Linked DNA regions of Homo sapiens: region 2 is linked to region 1. Evidence: read pairs that join two places in POLR2A ChIA-PET (ENCODE). Cell type or tissue: MCF 10A. All regions are shown on one strand. Each heading gives the region's core, and the rest is flanking DNA. Links, peaks and the distances in the headings are about the cores only. Region 1 holds the start of MIR3159 (microRNA 3159). Region 2 overlaps HPS5 (HPS5 biogenesis of lysosomal organelles complex 2 subunit 2).

Region 1 (16,294 bases), core at 3,144-11,143:
ACCCCAGGAAGGTTGAAGCTACAGTGGGTGGTGATCACACCTCTGCATTCCAGCCTGGATGACAGAATGATACCTTGTCTCTAAAAAAAAAAAAAAAAAAATAGTATTTATGGGACTTTTCTCTGAGGCTGTTCAGTCTCTCCAAAGAAGGGACCTCCAGGTTTCGGGAATGTAAGCCTGGATGCCACCCTTCTGGGAATCACCTGGGGAAGGGAGCTCTCTGTATACAGACAATCTCCTATGCCCCAGCGCTCTCACCATTGTGCTTGGGCCCTGATTGCATTTCCTCAGAAAATAAACCTGTTCTCACTTAAGGTGGAGGCAGGAGGTAGCCATTTTGTTTCAGGGTGGGAATAGAAGTCTGAGAGCCTAGCATTTCCTTATAGCCCCTGTTACAGCCCCACACTTTACCCTTCCCTTCCATGGTACCTGGTACCTCCAATTCCTGAGACTGAACAGTGCTCTTCAGAGCAAATCAGCTTCCATCTCTTCACTCCCTCCCTGTGTGGGCACTTGAATTTCACTATGGTCTCAGTCTCCACTGATTTCTACTTTCCAAAGCATTGCTGGCAGACTTCTCATCTTCCAGTCCCTTCATTTTTGTGTGTTATTTTCCTATCACTTTAGTGGGGCTTGAGGAAGGAGTTAAGATAAATGTATCAGGTCAATTCATCATGTTTAACCAGAGGTCCACTAGCATTGAGTTTTGGTAATGTTTTATTTTTGTGTTTAGGCGCATGCTCACCATTTCATGACTGAAAGCCCCATAAGATGGTTGCTGTAAACTGATGTTCTCCATCCTCTTATTAGCTAGTCACAGTGCCTTGTGATATACCAAGCCAAAGTTTCCGCGTGAGCATGTCACTGTCATTCCACTACCAAGTTCTTCATTAGCCCAGTGTTTTTTCTTTTTAAAAAAAATTTTTTTTTTGAGATAGGGTTTTACTCTGTCGCCCAGGCTGGAGTGCAGTGGGGCAAACCTGGCTGACTGGAGATCAGGTGATCCTCCTTGCCTCAGTCTCCCAAGTAACTGAGACCACAGGCACATGACACCATGCCCAGCTAGTTTTGTTGTTTTTTTTTTTTTTTTTTGAGACTTGCACTGTCGCTCTGGCTGGAGTGCAATGGCACGATTTCAGCTCACTGCAACCTCCGCCTCCCAGGTTCAAGCAATTCTCCTGCCTCAGCCTCCCGAGTAGCTGGGATTACAGGCGCCTGCCACCATGCCTGGCTAATATTTTGTATTTTTACTAGAGATGAGATTTCACTATGTTGGCCAGGCTGGTAATTTTTTTTTTTTTTTTTTTGAGACGGAGTCTCGCTCTGTCACCCAGGCTGGAGTGCAGCGGCACAATCTCGGCTCACTGCAAGCTCCGCCTCCCGGGTTCACGCCATTCTCCTGCCTCAGCCTCCTGAGTAGCTGGGACTACAGGCACCCACCACCACGCCCGGCAAATTTTTTGTATTTTTTTAGTAGAGACGGGGTTTCACCGTGTTAGCCAGGATGGCCTCTATCTCCTGACCTCGTGATCCACCCGCCTCGGCCTCCCAAAATGCTGGGATTACAGGCGTGAGCCACCACTCCCGGCTGGTAATTTTTTAATTTCTGTGGAGATGGGGTCTCACCATGTTGCCCAGGCTTGTCTCGAACTCCTGGGCTCAAACATTTTTCCTGCCTCGGCCTCCCAAAGTGCTGGAATTACAGACATGAGTCACTGCGCCCAGCCTAACCCATTGTTTTCTAAAGTGTGGTTAGCACACCTCCAGGAGGTTGAGAGAGTAAATTTCAGATGAATTAACTTTTTTTAATTGTAAAACTTATATATTTTAATGTATATGTGTTTTTAAACATAACTGGCATTAGCCAGACACAGTGGCACACACTTGTAGTGCCAGCTACCTGGGAGGCTGAGGCAGGAGTTCACAGCTATAGTGCATTATGATCGCACCTGTGAATAGTCAGTCACTGTGGTCCAGCCTGGGCAACACAGCAAGATCCCCATCTCCAAAAAAAAAAAAACCCAGGTGCGGTGGCTCACGCCTGTAATCCCAGCACTTTAGGAGGTCGAGGTGGGCAGATCACGAGGTCAGGAGTTTGAGATCAGCCTGGCCAACACAGTGAAACCCCATCTCTACTAAAAAAAATACAAAAAATTGGCCGATTGTGGTGGCAGGCGCCTGTAGTCCCAGCTACTCACGAGGCTGAGGCAGGAGAATTGCTTGAACCCAAAAGATGAAAGTTGCAGTGAGCTGAAATCATGCCACGCCACTGCACTCCACCCTGGGGGAGAGAGCGAGACTCTGTCTCAAAAAAAAAAAAAAAAATTACAGTCCAAAATAGATGAAACAAACTGTCAGAACAGGAACCACAAACTCGCCTCTTCCCAAGTCATTTTCCTGCAATAGGAATATGGTTTATTGGGCAATCACCCTGTGCCAAGTACTTTTGTTTGCATTAAACCTTTCACATGGGGGCTATCATTTTTTTTTATGTCACAGACACTTAAGGCTTCAAAAGGTTAAGTGACTTGTCCAGAAGCATTCAGGCAGTAGGAACAGAGTCAGGATTTGAACCCAGGTCTGTGTGGCTCCCAAACCTGAGGTTCCCACTGCACAATGATTACTGTCTGGGACCTTCTTGCTGGAGGACAATGCAGAGCAGCTGGAGGCCCTGCTTTCTGCACCTCCATGTCCCTAGGAGAGGTGAAGAGCTTCTCTCCAAGTGGTGCAAGTAGGAGGGAGATGTCAATTTTCTGAAAGGCCTGCGCAGAAAGATAGAAAAATAGGGCTTCCTAGGCCAGGCACAGTGGCTCACGCCTGTAATCCCAGCACTTCGGGAGGCCGAGGTGGGTAGATCACCTGAGGTCAGGAGTTTGAGACCAGCCTGGCCAACATGGTGAAACCCCGTCTCTACTAAAAATACAAAAATTAGCTGGGCATAGTGGCAGGTGCCTGTAATCCCAGCTACTCAGGAGGCGGAGGCAGGAGAATCACTTGAACCTTGGAGGTGGAGGTTGCAGTGAGCCAAGATCGTGCCATTGCACTCCAGCCTGGCGGACAAGAGTGAGACTTTGTCTCAAAAAAAAAAAAAGAAAAAAGAAAAGAAAAGAAAAATAGGGCTTCCTCAGAGAGAGTCACTCTCTCTGTGTTTCCCCATCCCCTGCCTCTGGGACTTAACAAAGCAGCACAGAAACAGGCTGGCAGGAGCTGCTACAGATGGTCACCTGGGCTCCAGCACATTCCTGGTGCTCAGATTTGTGAGGGAGCAGCCTCCGAGCCACAACGCCTCATGTAAATCTCTTTGATTTTCTGCTTCATCAGATCAGTAAGAACCCTCTTCAGCATGGCCTGGCAATTTTCTTGGGAGCTTACTGAGAGGAACACCCTGTTTTCTCTGCTCTTAGAGGTAATGGCAGTTCCTGGTCTCCATGCAGGGAGCCTACCCAGCTGCTAAGCTGCTACCTGGATCTCAAGCTGCTACTTGGATTTCATTTTCTTTTTTTTTGAGACGGAGTCTCGCTCTGTGGCCCAGACTGGAGTGCAGTGGCACGATCTCAGCTCACTGCAACCTCTGCCTCCCAGGTTCAAGCAATTCTCCTGCCTCAGCCTCCTGAGTAGCTGGGATTACAGGCACATGCCATCACGCCCGGCTAATTTTTGTATTTTTAGTAGAGACGTGGTTTCACCATGTGGGCCAGGCTGGTCTTGAACTCCCTACCTCATATGATCCACCGCCTCGGTCTCCCAAAGTGCTGGGATATACTTTGGGATATACTTTGGCGTGAGCCGGCACACCCAGCCTCTGGATTTCATTTTCTTTGAGGCCTGGCTCCAGCACATATGCCCAAGTGACTTTAGGCATGTTACTTTACCTCCCTAAGACTCAGTTTCTGTTTCTGTTAAAATGTGTAATTGTGAGGATTAAATTAGATAATGAATTTGTAGGATTTAGTACATATTAAGGCTGGACGCGGTGGCTCACACCTATAATACCAGCACTCTGGGAGGCCGAAGTGGGTGGATCACTTGAGGTCAGGAGTTCAAGACCAGCCTTGGCCAACATGGTGAAACCCCATCTCTACTAAAAATAAAAAATTAGCTGGGCATGGTGGCATGCAACTGTAATCCCAGCTACTCAGGAGGCCGAAGCAGGAGAATCGCTTGAACCCAGGAGGCAGAGGTTGCAGTGAGTCAAGATCACACCACTGAACTCCAGCCTGAGCGACAGAGCAAGACTCTGTCTCATAAAAATAAATAAATAATGGCCAGCCTCGGTGGTTCACGCCTGTAATCCCAGCACTTTGGGAGGCCAAGGCAGGCAAATCACCTGATGTCAGGAGTTTGAGACCAGCCTGGCCAACATGATGAAACCCTGCCTCTACTAAAAATACAAAAATTAGCCAGGCGTAGTGGTGCACACCTGTAGTCCATACTACTCGGGAGGCTGAGGGATAAAAATTGCTTGAACCCAGGAGGCAGAGGTTGCAGCACGCTGAGATCATGCCACTGCACTCCAGCCTGGGCAACAGAGTGAGACTCGACCTAATAAATAAATTAATTAACTAATTAAATATAGGAGTAATTATTATTGCAATTCTCACAAAGTCTGGAACCATGAGGTTTTGTCTCCCAGCACTGTCTAAGAAGCACCTGTCAGCAATCCAAAGTAATTTCAGGCCAGGCTTACTGGCTCATGCCTATAATCCCAATGCTTTGGGAAGCCAAGGCAAGAGGATCACTTGAGCCCAGGAGTTCAAGACCATACTGGGCAACATAGCAAGACCTCATTTTTACATAAAAATTTAAAAATTAGCCAGGCGTGGTAGCACACGCCTGAAGTCCCAGCTACTCAGAAGGCTGAGCATGGCGTATTGCTTGAGCCCAGGAGTTCAGGGCTGCAGTGAGCTATGATCATGCTACTATATTCCAGCCTGGGTAACAGAGCAAGACCCTATCTCAGGAAAAAAAAAAAAAAAAAAAGGAAGAAAAAGAAAAGTAATTCCAAAATAGCTCAAATCCTTAGCTTCACATTTGGCCAAGTGATAGTGGAGATTCCAATGATGTCTACAACAGCACTAAATGAGAATAGCTAGAGGCCTCATTCCTCTACAGTTCACTCTGATCACAGTCCACAGAAGTTAAGGCATCTCTTCAACTCTCCCACCCTCAGTGCCCCCCAAATTCCTTTGAGGTGTTCTCTCTCTCTCTTTATTAGATTAACAGCCTAAGGACCCAAATTCTTCTCCCTGCTGTCATTCTATACAGTCTTCCCCAACATGGTATTCTTTTTTTTGAGACAGGGACTCTGTTGCCCAGTCTGGAGTGCAGTAGCGCAATCTCGGCTCACTGCAACCTTCATCTCCCCCAGGTTCAAGCAATTCCCCTGCCTCAGCCTCCCAAGTAGCTGAGATTACAGGTGCCCGCCACCATGCCTGGCTAATGTTTGTATTTTTAGTAGAGACAAGGTTTCACCATGTTGGCCAGGCTGGTCTCGAACTCCTGGCCTCAAGTGATCTGCCCGCCTTGGCCTCCCAAAGTGCTGGGATTACAGGCATGAGCCACTGTGCCCAGCTAACATGATTCTTTTTTTTTTTTTTTTTTTTTTTTTGAGACAGAGTTTTGCTCTTGTTGCCCAGGCTGGAGTGCAATGGTGTGATCTCGGCTCACTGCAACCTCCGCCTCCCGGGTTCAAGCTATTCTCCTGCTTTGGCCTCCCGAGTAGCTGGGATTACAGGCATGCACCACCATGACCAGCTGATCTCGTATTTTTAGTAGAGACAGGGTTTCTCCATGTTGGTCAGGCTGGTCTCGAACTCCTGACCTCAGGTGATCCACCCACCTTAGCCTCCCAAAGTGCTGGGATTACAGGTGTGAGCCACCGCGCCCACTGGTATTCTTGATTATATATCACAGAAGTGCAAACACCTAACTGCCCTCCAAGGAGATTTGGAAAAGAAGTTGAACATGAAAAGAACGATTATGCAAGGCTGGGCGCGGTGGCTCACGCCTGTAATCCCAGCACTTTGGGAGGCCAAGGAGGGCGGATCACTTGAGCTCAGGCGTTTGAGAGCAGCCTGGCCAACATGGTGAAACCCCGTCTCTACAAAAACATACAAAAATTAGCAGGGTGTGTTGGCTGGGCGCCGTGGCTCACGCCTGTAATCCCAGCACTTTGGGAAGCCGAGGCAGGGGGGATCACGAGGTCAGGAGATTGAGACCATCCTGGCTAACACAGTGAAACCCCGTCTCTAATAAAAATACAAAACAATTAGCTGGGCTTGGTGGTGGGCGCCTGTAGTTCCAGCTACTCGGGAGGCTGAGGCAGGAGAATGGTGTGAACCTGGGAGGCGGAGCTTGCAGTGAGCCGAGATCGCACCACTGCACTCCAGCCTGGGCGACAGAGCGAGAATCCGTCTCAAAAAAAAAAAAAAAATTAGCAGGGCATGGTGGCATGCGCCTGTAGTCCCAGCTACTCTGGAGGCTGAGGTGGGAGGATTGCTTGAACCCAGGAGGCAGAAGTTGCAGTGAGCCGAGATCACACCACTGCACTCCAGCCTGGGCAACAGAGTGAGACTCCATCTCAGAAAAAAAAAAACAAAAAAACAAATACGCAGGGGTCAGGGAAGGCTGTGAGCTTTGGTCTGCTACAATGAGTTTCAGGCTCACTCCCATGCCCTGCCTCCTAGTACTGCGGTTGGAAGCAGAGGAGATGTGCTTAGAGGACGGAGATGAGAAGCAGGAGGAACAGCAGCAGCTGCAGTTTGTATTCTGGTTTGCTTTTCTCCTGGAAACAGAATCTCTCAGAAGATACCTCCTCAGTCCTCAAAAGGGTGCATTTCAGGTTGGCTCTCCTCTTGTTGGCCCTCGCTGGCCCCCGTCTCACTCTGGAGTCTTTGATTCCACATGGATAAACAGCCCCCCTAGTTGAGAGCTCCTCAACTGCCCCAGGGGACATTTTATGGAGTTAGGGGTGGCAAGGAACTGGAATTATTGCCTAATCAATTGCAGTCTCTCTCCTGTACCCCCCAAGAGAGCAAAGTCTAAAGCCAACTCACAAACTCACATTTTCAACTTTCACCCATGCCCTGAAAAAGTGTTAACACTGGAACCCCACAGCCTACCGTGAAGAATCGATTCCACAAAGAAGGGAGAGCCTTCCCAGTCTGCCCCCTTTCAGACCTTCCTCAAAGAACTCCTGAGCTGTGCTGCCTCCCTAAGCTGTCCCCATGCGAGGATGATAGTGAGATGTGTAATGGGCCTACTGTGACAGCCAGCCCTCCTTGCAAGGGAGCCCTGCCACGGGTGCAAGCTCTGGATCAAGGCAGGAAGCTGCGGCCCATGGTTACCATGGAGATGCTGGCACAGCCTATACCCATCTGTGGTTGACAGGCAGCCTTCCTGAGGAAAGGGGAGGAATTTGGGTGCTTGAAAACCAGCTTGTGGTGGGGGTCGGGTCGGGGTTGTCTGTGACATCATGAGTTTGCAGCCAAAAGACAACTGGAGAGGAAGCTGAGGCTGGGAGCTCTCCACTGAGGTAGCCTTCAGCCGACGCTGTAGCTTTAAAAGCTGGGGTGTGGCCTCCTGCAGAGTGAGGCCAAGCTACAGAGCTGTCAACTCCAAGCAAGGGCTGTTGGAAGAAGCTCTGGTACAGTGGAAAAAACCCAGGAGTCAGAGACTAGAGGGAGAACCACACCCACAGTGCCAGGCATGTTGTGAAGGTCATGGTACATGGTGCAGAGAAGAAACCTCTAGGGTGCTTGGGAAGTTCTAGGCCCTGAGTCACCACCACTGAAACACTAGGGCGGACCAAGAAAACTTCCCGTCTCTTCTCTGAGCACGAAGTCTCCACTGTGTGACTAATGTCTGCCCTGTGGGCTAGGCAGGGTTACTGAGAGGCCCTGCAGCATAAGTGAGGCAGGGGCAGGTGTCAGGGGCTGGTGATCTCCCTCTGATTCAGTGGGTAAAGGAAGACCAAGGCTATGAGGATTTCTCTGAGGCTTTCATCCCTTCTGTGGCTAAAACTGGAGTATGAGCTCAGTGAAACTGTCCTTTGAGAGAGCCTGACGCTGCAAGTGTGTTTGTACAAAAGGCAGAGCTCGGCCTTGTACACCCAAGGGCCATGCAAGGCTAATGCAGCACCAGGGAGAGGGAGGCTAATTAGATAAAGCCCTGAAGTAGCCCTGTGAGCCAGAGGAGCTGTCTGGACCTTCCTGTAGCCTTGGGCAGGGGAGGGAGCTAGGGAGTATTTATTACTTTTGCCCTTTGAAATCCAGGAAGCAAAGGGCTAAGTACTTGCTTACTATCCTCCCAGACTGTGAGACAGGAAGTCAGAGGTACAGAGTGGTGAGTTTGAAATCCACTTGGCCACTTTCCCGCTGTGTGGCCTGGAGCAATTCAATGTTTTGTGTTTTGGCAATATCACCAGTTAAATATTAAAGCTCCTGCTTTCCTCTTCTGGTCAGGGTGAAAACACCCTGAGAGAATGCTTGTGAAAGCCACCACAGCTACACGCAAGGGAAGGACCTGATGTCCTTTATCTGGCCACAGAAGAAGCCTTCTCCACATCGGCACCGGCCCCCCACAGCCTGAGCTCCCTCCTGAGCATCTGAGGAGTTTTCTTTGACTCCTCATAAGAGAATCTCAGGCTTCCCTTCTAGCACCCTACAGAAATGAGTAGGGCTGCCTTTTCAGGGCAGTGTCCTCTGAGCAGGCTCAAAGAACAGGGCAGAGAGCCCCCTTGTCCAGCAGAACCTAATTTTTAAAATTTTTTGTAGGGACAAGGTCTTACTGTGTTGCCCAGGCTGGTCTTGAACTCCTGGTTTCAAATAATCCTCCCATCTAGGCCTGCTAAAGTGTTGGAATTACAGGCATAAGCCACTGTGTTGGGACAAGAGATATATATATATATATATATATATTTTTTTTTTTTTTTGAGACAGAGTCTTGCTCTGTCACCCAGGCTGTAGTGCAGTGGCACGATCTTTGCTCACTGCAACCTCTGCCTCCCAGGTTCAAGCAATTCTCCTGTCTCAGCCTCCCGAGTAGCTGGGACTACAGGCACCCGCCACCACGCCTGGCTAATTTTTGTATTTTTTAGTAGAGTCGAAGCTTCGCCATGTTGGCCAGGCTGGTCTTGAATGCCTGACCTCATGATCCACCTGCCTCAGCTTCCCAAAGTGCTGGATTACATGCATGAGCCACCACGCCCCGCCAAGTTTTTTTGTTTTGTTTTGTTTTGTTTGTTTGTTTGTTTGTTTGTTTTTTATTGGGAAGGAGTCTCGCTCTGTCTTGCCCAGGGTGTAGTACAGTGGCATGATCTCGGCTCACTGCAACCTCTGCCTCCCAGGTTCAAGCGATTCTCCTGCCTCAGCCTCCTGAATAGCTGGGATTACAGGAGCCCACCACCACACCCACCTAATTTTTGTATTTTAGTAGAAACAGGGTTTCTCCATGTTGGCCAGGCTGGTCTTGAATGCCTGACCTCAAGTGATCCACCCGCCTCGGCCTCCCAAAGTGCTGGAATTATAGGCGTGAGCCATTGCGCCAGGCCCAAGATAGTTTTTTTTTTTTTTGAGACAGAGTCTTGCTCTGTCGCCCAGGCTGGAGTGCAGTGGCACGATCTCGGCTCACTGCAAGCTCCTCTTCTCAGGTTCACGCCATTCTCCTGCCTCAGCCTTCCGAGTAGCTGGGATTACAGGCGCCCGCCACCACGCCCGGCTAATTTTTTAAATTATTATTATTTTTAGTAGAGACGGGGTTTCACCCTGTTAGCCAGGATAGTCTCAATCTCCTGACCTCGTGATCCCCCGGCCTCGGCCTCCCAAAGTGCTGGGATTATAGGCGTGAGCCACCGCGCCTGGCCAAGATAGTTTTTGTTAACAAATTTAACAAACACCCACCAGTGTACTGGGCATTTGGGATCCTGTTTTGGAACTAATATGGGGGACAAGAGGATGGCAGGCATAGGTTTCCTGTCGCCATAGGCATTTCTCCCTTATCTCAGGAGCAGTCCTGATCACTTCCCAAAATGGGGAGCGCTTTGCCTCTGAGTCCTGAGCATTGTAAAAATGAAGGTGTGTTGTGTGGAAGCTGGACTCACTACCGCAGAGCCTCCTTGGACATTACAGCTGGAAGAAAGAGGCCCTTTTTTTTCTTTTTGAGATGGAGTCTCGCTCTGTCGCTCAGGCTGGAGTGCAGTGGCGCTGTCTGGGCTCACTGCAACCTCCGCCTCCTGGGTTCGATGCTCGTACCTCAGCCTCCTGAGTAGCTAGCATCACAAGAGCCCACTATAGAGCCCGGCTAATTTTTGTATTTTTAGTAGAGATGACATTCCGCCATGTTGGCCAGGCTGGTCTTGAACTCCTGACCTCAAGCGATCCACCTGCCTCGGCCTCCCAAAGTGCTGGGATTACAGGCATGAGCCACCGCACCCGGCCAAGAGAGATCCTTTTATGTTTGCAGTCAAGGGTGCTGAGGCTACAGAGGGAATGCAACTGCCACAATGTTACCCAGGTGTCCATGACATAGCTGGGGTAAGAATACATGTTTCCTGACCCCCAGGCCAGTGTCCCCTATCCATCAGCTGCCCCGTCGTCTCTGTCCCGCCATGCCCATCACTGTCCTTGCCACCCAAGGTGTCAGAGGGAAAGGCTATCACAACTTTTCATGGTCCTCCCCTGCTGTGATTAGACAACAGACAGTTTCTGCTTGTGGGTGCCACTGGTGACTGTCTGGCTTGAAGGGGCCTTGGGACTCCCTCTGCAGCACTGATTTTGGGGGCCCTGGGTTTGGAAGTCACTTAAATTCTGGTGACAGTCTTTGCTCTGGAACTTCTCAGTGGGATGGGAAGCTTGAGGCCCAAATCCCAGCCAGGGAAAGAGGGAGAGAAAGGACACAGCTGCTACTTATTTCCTGGGTTAGGAAGTGGCTGGGAAGGAATCTAGAGTTTTTGAGATGGATTTTATTAGGGAACAGTGTGAGGAATGAATTCTGGAGGGAATGATGGTCCAAGCCAAAAGAGGAAATGCAGGCAGCATCTTGTGCCTGAGGATGAGCCTTGCCTGGAGGAGGAGCGGGTGAGGAGGAGGAGACAGGCATTAGGGGACCAGGGGTTGTCACCCAGGAGAACCTGAACAGTCAGGGTGGAGTCTTCTGGCATCCATTCCTGTCATCTGAGAGACAGATGGGGCTTGGGATGAGGAGAGGGACATGAAGGAGTTTCTCAGGAGCAGGTGCCTGCTCTCATGCCAAAGAGAGGAGCCTCTACTTTGGTACGTACATAGTAGGCCCTGGTATCTCAGGAACAGAGACTGATGAGGTTGTCTGCATCTTGGGCCCTGCAACTCAGGAAAGCCATCAGTTTTGCAACCACAGAAAAGGTAAAAAAAAGAGTCAGGCTGTCAGTGAGGGTTTGAAGGGACTGTGGGGCTGTCTAGGGTTGTATGAGAAGTGTATGTTCTGAACACATGTGGTTGGAGCTGTATATGGTCTGTACATGTTGTAGATCTGTATGTTGTGTATTACTAAAAAAAATCCTGGTGCCTTCCTTTCCTTACTCTGTTGCCCAGGCTGGAGTTCAGTGGTGTAAGCATGACTTACTGCAGCCTCAATCTCCTGGGCTCAAGCAATCCTCCTGCTTCAGGCTCCCAAAGTCCTAGGATTACAAGTGTCGGCCACGGGCTGGGCACAGTGGCTCACGCCTGTAATCCCAGCATTTTGGGAGACAGATCTGGGTGGATCACGAGGTCAGAAGATCGAGACCATCCTGGCCAACATGGTGAAACCTCGTCTCTACTAAAAATACGAAAAAATTAGCTGTGTGTAATGGTGCGCGCCTGTAGTCCCAGCTACTCGGGAGTCTGAGGCAGGAGAATAGCTTGAACCCGGAAGGCGGAGCTTGCAGTGAGCGGAGATCGCGCCTCTGCACTCTGGCCTGGCAACAGAGCGAGACTCCATCTCAAAAACAATCAACCAACCAACCAAACAAACAAGAACAAAAAAACAAGTGTTGGCCGGGCGCGGTGGCTCACGCCTGTAATCCCAGCACTCTGGGAGGCCGAGGGGGGCGGATCATAAGGTCAGGAGATCGAGACCATCCTGGCTAACACGGTGAAACCCCGTCTCTACTAAAAATACAAAAAATTAGCCGGGCGCGGTGGCAGGCGCCTGTAGTCCCACCTACTCGGGAGGCTGAGACAGGAGAATGGCGTGAACCCCGGAGGCGGAGCTTGCAGTGAGCCGAGATTGCGCCACTGCACTCCAGCCTGGGCGACAGAGTGAGACTCTGTCTCAAAAAACAAAAAAAACAAAAAAAAACAAATGTCAGCCAGCATACCCTGTCTCCCCCAAATTTCTTAGCCTGGCATTTAAGGCTAAAGATTAACCAGACTCACCATGTATTTTCCTGCCCCTGTGCATTTTATTCATGCTTTGTTCTCTGCTTTCTCAGCCCCTGATCTTTACCAATTAAAATCCTCTTCTAGCTGCAGCTCAGATGCTACCTCTTCCAGGAAGCCTTTTTTGGTATCCTTACCCAAATGCCCTCTCTCCTCTGAATGGCAGAGCACTTTTCTCTACCTCTTTTGCAGTAGTTACATTCTCTTATGCATTCTGACTATTAAGGGCGAGGCTGTCAGTTTCCTCCACTAAATACGAAAGTCTTCGAAGGCTTATAAGTTTGTTGTATTCATTTTTGTATCCCCAATACCTAGCACAGTCCCTTTACATAGCAGGCATTTAATTCAAAATATATTTGTTAAACAAATAAATGTATGTGTTGGGTTATGGAGATAAATGAGAAACTTGTGGGGTTTTTTTGTTTGTTTTCTGAGATGGAGTCTTGCTCTGTCACCCAGGCTGGAGTGCAGTAGCGCAATATTGGCTCACTGCAACTTCCGCCTCCTGAGTTCAAGCAATTCTCCTGCCTCGGCCTCCCGAGTAGCTGGGATTACAGGTGCCTGCCACCGCACCCGGCAAATTTTTGTGTTTTTAGTAGAGACAAGGTTTCACCATGTTGTCCAGTTTGTCTCGAACTCCTGACCTCGTGATCCGCCAGCCTCGGCCTCCCAAAGTGTTGGGATTACAGGGGTGAGCCACCGTGCCCAGCCTTTTTGTTGTTGTTGTTGTTTGTTTTTGAGACAGGGTTTCACTCTGTCTCCCAGGCAGGAGTGCAGTGGAGCGATCATAGCTCACTGCAGCCTCAACCTTCTGGACTCAAGCAATTCTGCCACCCTAGTCTCCCGAGTAGCTGGGACTACAGGCACACGCCACCATGCCCAGCTAATTTTTTTTTTCTCGTAGAGATGAGGTCTTGTTATTTTGCCTAGGCTGCTCTCAAACTCCTGGGCTAAAGCGATCCTCCTGCCTCAGCCTCCCAAAGTGCTGGTATTAGAAGGATGAGCCACTGTGCCCGGTGCTAGGAAAACTTCTTGCCCTGTGCTAGGAAAACATTTTTTCCTAGTGGAAAGAAAGTTTCCCAGTGGAAAAAAAGTTTATTTGCACTAGGAGCTTACAGTTCAGTGACAGAGACATATACAAATATGAATTAATTTATTTGGGAGGCTGAGGTAGGCAGATGGCTTGGGCCCAGGAGTTCAAGACGAGGCTGGACAACATGGAGAAACCCCGTCTCTACTAAAAATATAAAAATTAGCCGGGCATTGTGGTGCACACTTATAGTTACAGCTACTCAGGAGGCTGAGGTGGGAGGATCACCTGAGCCTGGGATGTGGAGGTTGCATACAGTGAGCTGAGATTGCACTGGGTCACAGAGGGAGACCCTGTCTCAAAAAAAAGGAATATATTGAGTGCTGGTTATGTGGGGCTCAGGTGGGTAGGGATGATGGCAAAGGAGAGGGCACTCAGAGTGAAGGAACTCCCTAGGTGGAAGGCTTGAGGTGAGAGAGTACATGGCACATTTGGAGAATGTGGTGCGTAGCCCTGGGACTGGTACATAGGAAGCATGAAGGAAAATAGATAAAACCAGAGAGGGGATGTGGGCGCTGGATCACAGGGGTTTGGCTGTGTCTTTCCAAAGTGTTTGGACTTTATTCTTGAGGCAATGAGGGGCCACCGAATGCTCTTAAGGAGGCGTATAATAAATACAAGATGAAGGAATGACTCAGCACTATGTTTTGGATGGACAGCATCCTGCAGCCAGGGCCATTTTAGGAAAATCTTACAGTGGGTGCTAAGCAGCATCTATTCTCTGAGGCCAGCTTGTCCCTTGGTTAAACCACCTCTTTATGGGATTTTCCCTTTAAAAAAATTTTACTGATACATAATAGTTGTACATATGCATGAGGTACATGTGACATTTTGATACAAGCATAAAATGTATAATGATCAAATCTGGGGAACTGGTATATCCATCACCTCAAATATTTGTGATTTCTTTGTGTTGGGCACATTCTGAATCTTCTAGCTATTTTGAAATATACAATAAGTTATTAACTATACTCGCCCTATCTAACTGTATTTTTGCACCCATTAACCAATCCCTCTTCATCCTTCATCCCCACTATCCTCCCCAACTTGTGGTAACCACCATTCTATTCACTACCTCCATAAGACCAAATTTTTTAGTTCCCACATGAGTGAGAACATGCGATGTTTGCCTTTCTGTGCCAGTTTATTTCACTTAACATAATGACCTCCAGTTCCATCCATGTTGCTGCAAATGACAGGATTTCATTCTGAAATAGCTGAATAGTATTTCACTGGGTATATACAGCACATTTTTTTCTTCTTTTTTTAAATTTTTTTTTTTGAGACAGGGTCTTGCTCTGGATTGCAGTGGTGACATCACAGTTCACTGCAGCCTGGACCTCCCTGGGTCAGGTGATCCTCCCACCTCAACCTCCTGGGTAGATGGGACTACAGGCATTTACCACCATCCTCAGCTAATTTTTTTTTTTGTATTTTTTGTAGATATGGGGGTTCACCATGTTGCCCAGGCTGGTCTTGAACTCCTGGGCTCAATCTGCCTGCCTCAGCCTTCCAAAGTGCTGGGATTACAGGCATGAGCCACCATGTCCAGCCCCTCTGCTTCCTGGGTTCAAGCAATTCTCCTGCTTCAGCCTCCCAAGTAGCTGGGGATTACAGGCATGTACCACCACGCCCGGCTAATTTTTTTATTTAGTAGAGATGGGGTTTCATCATGTTGGTCAGGCCGGTCTTGAACTCCTGACCTCAGGTAATCCGCCCACCTCGGCCTCCCAAAGTGCTGGGATTAGAGGCATGAGCCACTGCACCTGGCCAACACATTTTCTTTATCATCCATCCATTGATGACACTTAGATTGAGTTCATCCATACTTCAGCTATTGTGAATAGTGCTGCAATAGTCATGGGAGTGCAGATATCTGTTTGATATACTGATTTCGTTTCTTTTGGATATATACTCAGATTGCTGGATCATATGGAAGTTGCAGTTTTAGTTTTTTGAGGGGTCTCCATACTGTTTTCCATAGTGACTGTGCTAGGGGTTTTCCCTTTTGAAGAGGCCACATCCAAAGAACACTTGGTCAGATTAAGAATTCTGTTCTGTCCCCTGAAAGTGTTTTCTGACCTGTTCCAAGGGTTCCACATTCTTCTCTGGCTTTAGTACAGAAGTTCTACTGTTTGGATTGTATTAGTCAGGGTTCTATATTAGTCAGGGTTCTCCAGAGAAACAGAACCAATGGAAGAATATATATAAAGAGATTTATGAGGAGGAATTTACTTATGTGTTTATGCAGGCAGAGAAGTCCCATGATCTTGCCATCTGCAAGCTGGAGACTCAGGAAAGCTGGTGGTATAAATTCCAGTTCGAGCCCAAAGGCCTGAGAATCAGGAGAGCCAAGGGTCTAAGTCCCAGTCTAAGGGCAGAATACCAAGGTCTCAGCAGATACACCCATTGGCACCCACAGCCTCTTCTGAGCCTGGGACTGGTTTGGGCCCCCTAGATAATTTCTTGCCCTTTGTATGGAGTGATGTGGGACAACATCCTATAATAGAGAGAAAATCATAGGCTTTGGGGTTAGTCAGCACTGGGTTAAAGTCTCAGCCAAAATCACTTACTAGCTGCACTACCTTAGCAAAGTCACTTACCTTTCTGAGCCTTGGTTTCCATATCTGAAAAATGGGGATAATTATGCCTACTCCAAAGGATGAGTATGGGGATTACCTAGCTGGCTGCCAGCACCATAGCAGGTGCTCAGTAAATGGTATTTGTTTTATTCATATTTGTGGAGTCAAATACTGGCTGTTGTTCTGCCTAAGAAGCCTGAAGCTGTGCTTGGAGCAAGCTGTTGCTA
Region 2 (8,000 bases), core at 1-8,000, 70 kb before region 1:
GATTGGATCACTTGAGCCCAGGAGTCCGAGACCAGCCTGGGCAACATGGCGAAACCCTGTCTCTACAAAAGTTTTTAAAAATTAGCCAGGCGTGGTGATGCATGCCAGTAGTCCCAGCTACTCAGGAGGTTTGAGGTGAGAGGATTGCTTCAGCCTGGGCAATCAAGACTGCAGTGAGCCATGATCTCACCACTGTACTTCTGCCTGAGTGACAGAGCAAGAACCTGTCTCAAAATAAAATAAAATAAATTTAGCCAATAGTAGTTAGAGCCTTTCTTTTCTGCCAGGATCCTAAATAGAAATAAGCCAATGCAAGACAAATCCCTCTACTTCTGATGTAATGGTCGTGGAGGAGCAGGACAATGAGAAGCTGGTCTATTCTGTCTTAATGACAGACTGGAGCATTCTGTTAGGGTAACCTGAGTCTCAACCCTTCTACTTAGCCATAACTGCAGCAAGAAGCCTGAGGACCTGCAGAGCAGAGCAAAGCCAGAAGGTGTCTTCAAGATTCCATTCAAAATAAGTTATATCCATCCTGATAAAAAATATTCCTAGACCTATGAGTTTCTTCTACACAAGAAGCAGAGAAGACCAGAAGCCTGGGCAATTGGTGTCATTTCTATGTTTGTCACTTTATTCACACCAATAATAAATAGATATCTTTTCTTTCTTAATAGCCTTATACTAAAGAATGCTTTAAATGAGCCATGCAGGTGAATCAGGAAGGACTGCAATAGATAATGTGCAAAGTACTGAAGTTAGTTCACAAAAGCCATTCTGTAACGGTATTGAGCTAACAGGCCACCGTGTGTACTATATAAAAACAGGTCTCCTCAAAATCTCCAGGTTTGGACTCCGGATTAGTCTCCCAAGAAATACAGTAGATAAAATCACATCCTTTAATTGGAAGTTTTATAAGACAACACCTTGTATCTCACTACATACACAAAGAATGGGACTGCTTCTCACCTTTGCTTGTTTAGAAGTATTGAGTTTGATAGCAGAAACCTTCCCAGCATGATCACCTACAAAAACTCTAAGAATAGCTGTATCCCAGCAGAGAGCTGTGACTCTTCGGCCTTTGTGTTCTGAAGACACATACATTTGTTCCGGTTTCCCACGACGCTCTTGATTTAATTCCCAAACAACCACAAGACCTTGACTGCAAGAATTGAGTCACAGAGGCAAACGTGGCAACAGTGAACAAGGTACAATTTTGTTGCATCACAGTATCAACTATATCAAATACATATGCAACTCTTGTTCTTCAGAAAAGAGGAAGTATTATAAAAAGTCAAGGTATTAATTTCCTTGTTTTAGTCACCAAACCAGTTTAATAGGAGAAGTTAAATGATCTAAATTATCTCTGTTCCCTTTATCTTTTAAGGCCTTTGAAATGTTGTAACCTTAAATTAGCATTTTCTACAAATACTAGGATGACCAGCTGTCCATTCTGGTTTGCTGGGTACTGAGAGATTTCCTGAGACACAGGAGTTTCACTGTTAAAACCGGGACAATCCTAGGCAAACCAGGATGGTTGGTCACCCTAACAAACACATGTGTCAATTTAAAATGCATTTGAAAAAGGACAGATAGTTTTGGAACAGATTCTTACCTGGTAGCTACAGCAACATAATCATCATCATGTAAACAACAGGCGACTTGAGAAATTGCACCTTCCTAGAGCACAAAAGAAAATACATTTTTTAAATCTCAAGTTTTACATTATTATTATTATTATTTTTTTTTTTTTTTTTGAGACTGAGTCTCGCTCTGTTGCCCAGGCTGGGGAGCAATGGTGCGATCTCGGCTCACTGCAACCTCCACTTCCTGGGTTCAAGCGATTCTCCTGCCTCCGCCTCCCAAGTAGCTGGGATTACAGGCACTCACCACCACGCCCAGCTAATTTTTGTGTTTTTAGTGGAGACGGGGTTTCACCATGTTGGCCAGGCTGGTCTCCAACTCCTGACCTCAGGTAATCCATCCGCCTTGGCCTCCCAAAATGCTGGGATTACAGGCGTGAGACACCGCACCAAGCCAAGTTCTACATTCTTTTATTCCAAATGATTATTTATATTGGAGAAATTTGCATTTATGAAAGAGACTCCAAATGGTGTATGACAGAGCTGCCCTTAATCTTACCCTGTGTGAAAGAAAAAGCCTGTGCTTCCAGCCTTCTTTCTGAATGAGATGGAGTCCTCCTCCTGAACTGCCCAAAGCCAACCATTTCCGAGACACAGCTATGCTCGTGCACTAAAAACATGTGAAGAGAAGTGTGAGATAATCACAGCTACTTAACCAAATAGACTATCCACTGAAAATAAATACTGAGGATTTATGCATCAGGCTCCTTCCCTCACTTTACCCTCTGCCCATATGGACACAATATGACACTTATTCTCTAGTTCTAGAATAGTAAAAAATACTGAAGAAAGAACATTTTGTTTTTAAACTTCTAAATGAATCTCACAAAGGCTGAATAGGCTCCATTGTATGAGTAATTTTCCCTTGGCAAACGCTGGCTGTTAAGACTTCATATTTTGTGTAATTTGGCTAGGTCATTCCAATGCTGACTACAACAATGGAAGACCAAGGAAGTTACCAGAAGATAAAGCAACCAGGTTAAATATTCGTTCATTTAAATCATTTCTAATCTGTACAAACACCACAAAACATCCACAAGTCTTAGGGTAGGTGAGACTCCATCAGAGAATGCAGTGGTCATGCCGTGCCCAATACCCCGTGGTAAAAGTTATTAGTTGATTGACTAAGAGACATTCCCAATCTTCTTCAATTTTGTTGCTTTTCACCATAGAAGTTGGAAAACCTAAATATTCACCTTCCCAGTTCCCTAGTTGCCAAGGGTTGTCATGTAACTCAATTCTAGCTAATAAGACCAAGGCTGCTGAGGCCTTGATGAAAGATGAAAGGCAGAGCCTGTAGAAAGCCTTTGCCCTTTGCCCCCACTTTCTTGAGATGTTAATGAGAACAGTAAGACTGGAGACAGGACACATATTGCAAAAGCAGCTAAAAGCTAACATATGTGCAATGGTAGAACAGGAAAAATGGGAGCCAGTTATATCATTGGGCCACTACACTAAACCCAGAACACTAACCTCCTATGAGATTATAAACATCTTTACCACGTAAGCTCCTATTAATATGTTACACCATACTGTAATTTGCAGCTGAAAAAATGTCTAACTGATATCAAGCCTCAAAATTGTTACTCATATTACTGTCTATCACTTCCTATTTTCCCTTTCCTCAGATGCTAGTATCTCCTTTAGGGCAGTAGCAAAAGTATAAAAATGAAATTACTTTGGTACTGGTTATGAAACTTTGTTTTTTACCACATCATTCCTGAGTTTAATCAAAATAACTCAGAGATTGAAGGAAGTACATAGTTCTTTGAATTCCAAGGACAATCAAAACACATACTTATTGAGGGAAAAAAAAAAATAGCTCAGGGCAGTCTGAGCTATGTGAAGTATGCAGGCCCAGACAGAAATGAATATGAGATATCAGTCATGCACCCACTCTCTGCACCCACGCCTGGGGGCAATTGTTTAAAGTAATTTTGTCACTGACTAGCTGTCTCACCTGTTACCTTCATGTCACTGAAATCTGTGATACAAAGAACAATGTATAGCCAATCAATAGTTTTTGTTATTTTAATATGAGTTTTTGCTAAACAACTCAGAATCTGCCTCTTCTTTTCCTTTAAAAATCCACTTGGGCTGGACAAGGTGGCTCATGCCTATAATCCCAACATTTTGGGAGGTCAGGATGTCGAGACCAGCCTGGGCAACAGAATAAGACTCCAGCCCTAATTTAAACATTTTTATTTTTAAGAAATCCAGGCCAGGCGCAGTGGCTCACGCCTGTAATCCCAACACTTTGGGAGGCCAAGGTGGGCGGATCACGAGGTTAGGAGATCGAGACCATCCTGGCCAATAAAGTGAAACCCCGTCTCTACTAAAAATACAAAAATTAGCTGGGTGTGGCAGTGCGTGCCTGTAATCCCAGCTACTTGGGAGGCTGAGGCAGTAGAATCACTTGAACCCAGGAAGTGGAGGTTGCAGTGAGCCAAGATTGCGCCACTGAACTCCAGCCTGGTGACAGAGCTAGACTCCGTCTCAAAAAAAAAAAAAAAGGCCGGGTGCGGTGGCTCATGCCTGTAATTCCAGCACTTTGGGAGGCCAAGGCAGAAGGACTCACTGAGCCCAGGAGTTTGAGACCAGCTACAGCAACATAATGAAACCCTATCTCTAAAAAATATATAAAAATTAGGCAGGCCATGTGGTGTGGTACATGCCTGTAGTCCCAGCTACTTGAGAGGCTGAGGCAAGAAGACTGCCTGACGCCAGTTCAAGGCTACAGTGCACTGCAGTGTGCTATGACTCAGCTATGATGCCTGTGAATAGCCACTGCACTCCAGCTTGGGCAACATAGTAAGACCGCATCCCCCCTCCCCCGACCAGCCGTCTCAAAAAATAATCCACCCAGCACTTTGGGAGGCCGAGGCGGGCGGATTACTTGAGGCCAGGTGTTCAAGACAAGCCTGGCCAACATGGCAAAACCCCGTCTCCACTAAAAATTCAAAAATTAGCCAGGCATGATGGTACACACCTGTAATCCTAGCCTCTCTGGTGGCTGAGGCATGAGAATCACTTGAACCCGGGAGGCAGAGTTTGCAGAGAGCTGAGATGGTGCCACTGTACTCCATCCTGGGCAACAGAGCAAGACTACATCTCAAAAATAAATAAATAAATAAATAAATAAATAAATAATCCACTTGTAACTGCTGCTAATCAAAGTGTATATTTAAAGCAACTTTTATCTATGTTCCCAGGTTGTAATCCTCAAGCTTGGCCCTAATAAACTGTCTGCTTATATTATTTTCGCCTTTGTCTGTTTTGTTTTCTGGGTTTTTTTATTCCTTTTGAGATAGGGTCTTGCTGTGTCACCCAGGCTGGAATGCAGTGGAGCTATCACAGCTCACTGTAGCCTCAACCTCCCTGGCTCAAGCAATGCTCCCAACTCAGCCTTCTGAGTAGCTGGGACCACAGATACCCACCACCACGTCCAGCTGATTTTTGTATTTTTTGTAAAGATGGGGTTTTGCCATATTTCCCAAGCGGTCTCAAACTCCTGAGCTCAACCAATCCTCCCACTTCTGCCTCCTAAATTGCTGGGATTACAGGCATGAGCCACCAAGCCAGGGCAGCTTCTTCCTCTTAGCTTCTTCCTCTTAGGTCGACATTCTGCCCAGAGCTAACTAACTTTTGCTTTTCTCCCTAAAACGAGGGTTACACCAGACTCCCTGTTTTGGAATGACCTTAGTATAACTACATGTTATTCAAAATGTAAAGGGGTTATTGGGGCTCAGCAACCAATACCCCAAAATAGGGAGCTTTGACATGCTGACAGTTCTTAGAAGCTGCCTCAAAACCAAAGTCCCTTTAACCTTGTCTCGTTTCCACCTCTCCACCAAGCACAGAGTGGGACTCTCTCCAGAGGAATTTCCTTATCTGACCAAGAAAGCTTCTTTCCAAAGTGGGCCAGGCTCAATGGCTCATGCCTGTAATCCCAGCACTTTGGGAGGAGGCAAGAGGATTGTCTGAGGCTAGGAGTTTGGGACGAGCCTGGCCAACATGGTGAAACTCTGTCTCTACGAAAAACACAAAAATTAGCCGGGCGTGGTGGCAGGTGCCTGTAATCCCAGCTACTCTGGAGGCTGAGGCACAAGACTCACTTGAACCCAGGAAGTGGAGGTTGCAGTAAGCCAAGATCGTGCCACTGCACTCCAGCCTAGGCAAGGGAGTGAAACTCTATCTTAAAAAAAAAAAAATAGAAAGAAAGAAAGAAAGAAAAAGAAAGCTTCCTTCCAAAAGAAATGCAATTGTCCTAAACCCTTTCCCTAAGGATCTCATCAAATAACCAGGAAAAATCAACAGACCGGGAGTCATCATCATGCCCAGATAGACTTTTCATTTATTCTTCTGAAGGTAGCTCCAAGAGTTTATCTGGGGGATTTTACCTGCATAAGTCAGATTGTTCCTATGCAGCTCCATCCCTCACCTTCCCATGTCTGCCTCCCACTTGCTAGGTCTATTCATTCTCCATAATGATTTATTGCCACTCAAAACAATCATCTACATTCTCCATATCCCCACTTCCCTATGAAAGAGGGTACACACAGCCAGGCATGGTGGCTCCCTCCTGTTATCCCAGTGCTTTAGGGAAGCCAAAGGCCAAGGCACATGATTGCTTGAGGCCAGGAGTTCGATGTTATCATGAGCTATGGTCTCACCACTGTACTCCAGCCTGGGCAACATAGCAAGACCCCATCTCTACAAAAACTTTAAAAATTAGCCTGGCATGGTATCGAGTATGTTTAGTCCCAGCTGCTCAGGAGGATGAGGCAAGAGAATTACTTGAACCCAGGAGTTTGAGGTTACAGTGAGCTAGGATCTCCCCATTGCACTTAGGCCTGAGCAACAGAGACAACCTGTTTCAAAAGAAGAAAAAAAAAAGAAAGAAAAGAAAATAAGATTTTATATGCCTTTTCTCCTATTAATCTTATTTTTAGTAGCTGATTTTTAGCAAACCTTCAGAAGATGAAGAGACAGTTTTCTCTTGGTCTTTGTGAGATATACTCATTTATACCATTTTATTTTCAATCAAATATATTACTTTCTGAGAGAAGACAGCAAGAACACTAACGGGGAAAAATGAAGCAAGTCAGTATCATGGTTTCCAGGGATGGTAAATTAGAATTCAAAAGATAGCTCAAAAAATAAATCAAGAAAGAGCTATGAAAATTATACCTCTATGTAAAGTGTCAACCTAAAAGGAAGAAGTTGAGGCCAAATTAACATTGACTTTATTTGGGCCAAGGTTGAGGATGCAGCCTAGGACAAACTTCCAAGTTGCCTTGGGGAATGCTCTGGAAAACAAGAAACTCAAGTTTTCAGAAGAGGCTGTTTGTCAGGAATTCTCATTGGCTTACAGCAATAACATTGATTAGTGATTGGCTATACACTTTTGAACTATGAAGTGTACTGCATTTTATCACTACTTGGTGTCAGTTAGTCTAGTGCCCACATAGCAAGTAGCTTCAAGAGGTAATTAATTAGCTCAAACAAAAGTGATAAAACCTGTAATCCCAGCACTTTGGGAGGCCGAGGCGGGCAGATCACGAGGTCAGGAGATCGAGACCATCCTGGCTAACATGGTGAAACCCCGTCTCTACTAAAAATACAAAAAATTAGCCAGACGTGGTGGCGGGCACATGTGGTCCCAGCTACTTGGGAGGCTGAGGCAGGAAAACGGTGTGAACCCGGGAGGCGGAGCATGCAGTGAGCTGAGATCACACCACTGTACTCCAGCCTGGGCAACAGAGCGAGACTCCGTCTCAAAAAAAAAAAAAGAGTGATAAGAGACTACTGTTTCATTCCAATGCTTCTCCGGGCCTGATAAATTTTTTTTTTTTTTTTTTGAGAGAGTCTTACTCTGTTGCCCAGGCTACAGTGCAGTGGCATGACCTCGACTCACTGCAACCTCCACCTCCCGGGTTCAAGTGATTCTCGTGCCTCAGCCTCCCGAGTACCTGGGATTACAGGCGCGTGCCACCTTGCCCGGCTAATTTTTGTATTTTTAGTAGAGACAAAGTTTCACCATGTTGGCCAGGCTGGTCTTGAACTCCTTGCCTCAAGTGATCCACCCACCTCAGCCTCCCAAAGTGCTGGAATTACAGGTGTGAGCCACCACGCCCAGCCTGGGCCTGATAATTTAAAGGGGCTCACACTCCTCAGATAAAAAGTTTATTTTCTTCTTTTTTTTCCCCCACAAAAGTATGACTAGGACAGGTAAGAACACCCAAGATTCCACAAAACGTTAAGGAACTGGAGGGTAGGGGCACAGTAACAGAGAGCACGTGAAAATGAAACTGATACAAGGATCAAGAAATTCACCTTTAGACGACTGGAGTCCAG

Evidence for each region. ChIA-PET counts read pairs that join two places held together with the same protein. Peaks named below come from ENCODE experiments on the same cell type or tissue, not always from the same donor. Only the 100,000 strongest peaks of a DNase experiment are listed, where the experiment ranks them.
Region 2: POLR2A ChIA-PET joins it to region 1 with 46 read pairs; 33 of 35 experiments call an interaction of 5 or more read pairs at or near these places.

The regions. Positions count from the first base shown.
Region 1 is chr11:18,376,142-18,392,435 of GRCh38, forward strand. It overlaps MIR3159 (microRNA 3159), which reads left to right and starts at 11,646; the gene lies at 11,646-11,719. RefSeq lists an enhancer at 8,211-8,270. In MCF 10A, for the core only: no CTCF peak of the experiment used is centred there; DNase peaks (open chromatin) are centred at 7,720 and 8,330.
Region 2 is chr11:18,309,772-18,317,771 of GRCh38, forward strand. HPS5 (HPS5 biogenesis of lysosomal organelles complex 2 subunit 2) reads right to left here. Exons shown (of 23, transcript NM_181507.2): 2 at 7,980-8,000; 3 at 2,143-2,253; 4 at 1,616-1,680; 5 at 970-1,162. Among named protein-coding and RNA genes, the nearest start is that of HPS5, 8.4 kb to the right of the region's middle. RefSeq lists an enhancer at 1,056-1,135. In MCF 10A, for the core only: no CTCF peak of the experiment used is centred there; DNase peaks (open chromatin) are centred at 1,140 and 4,390.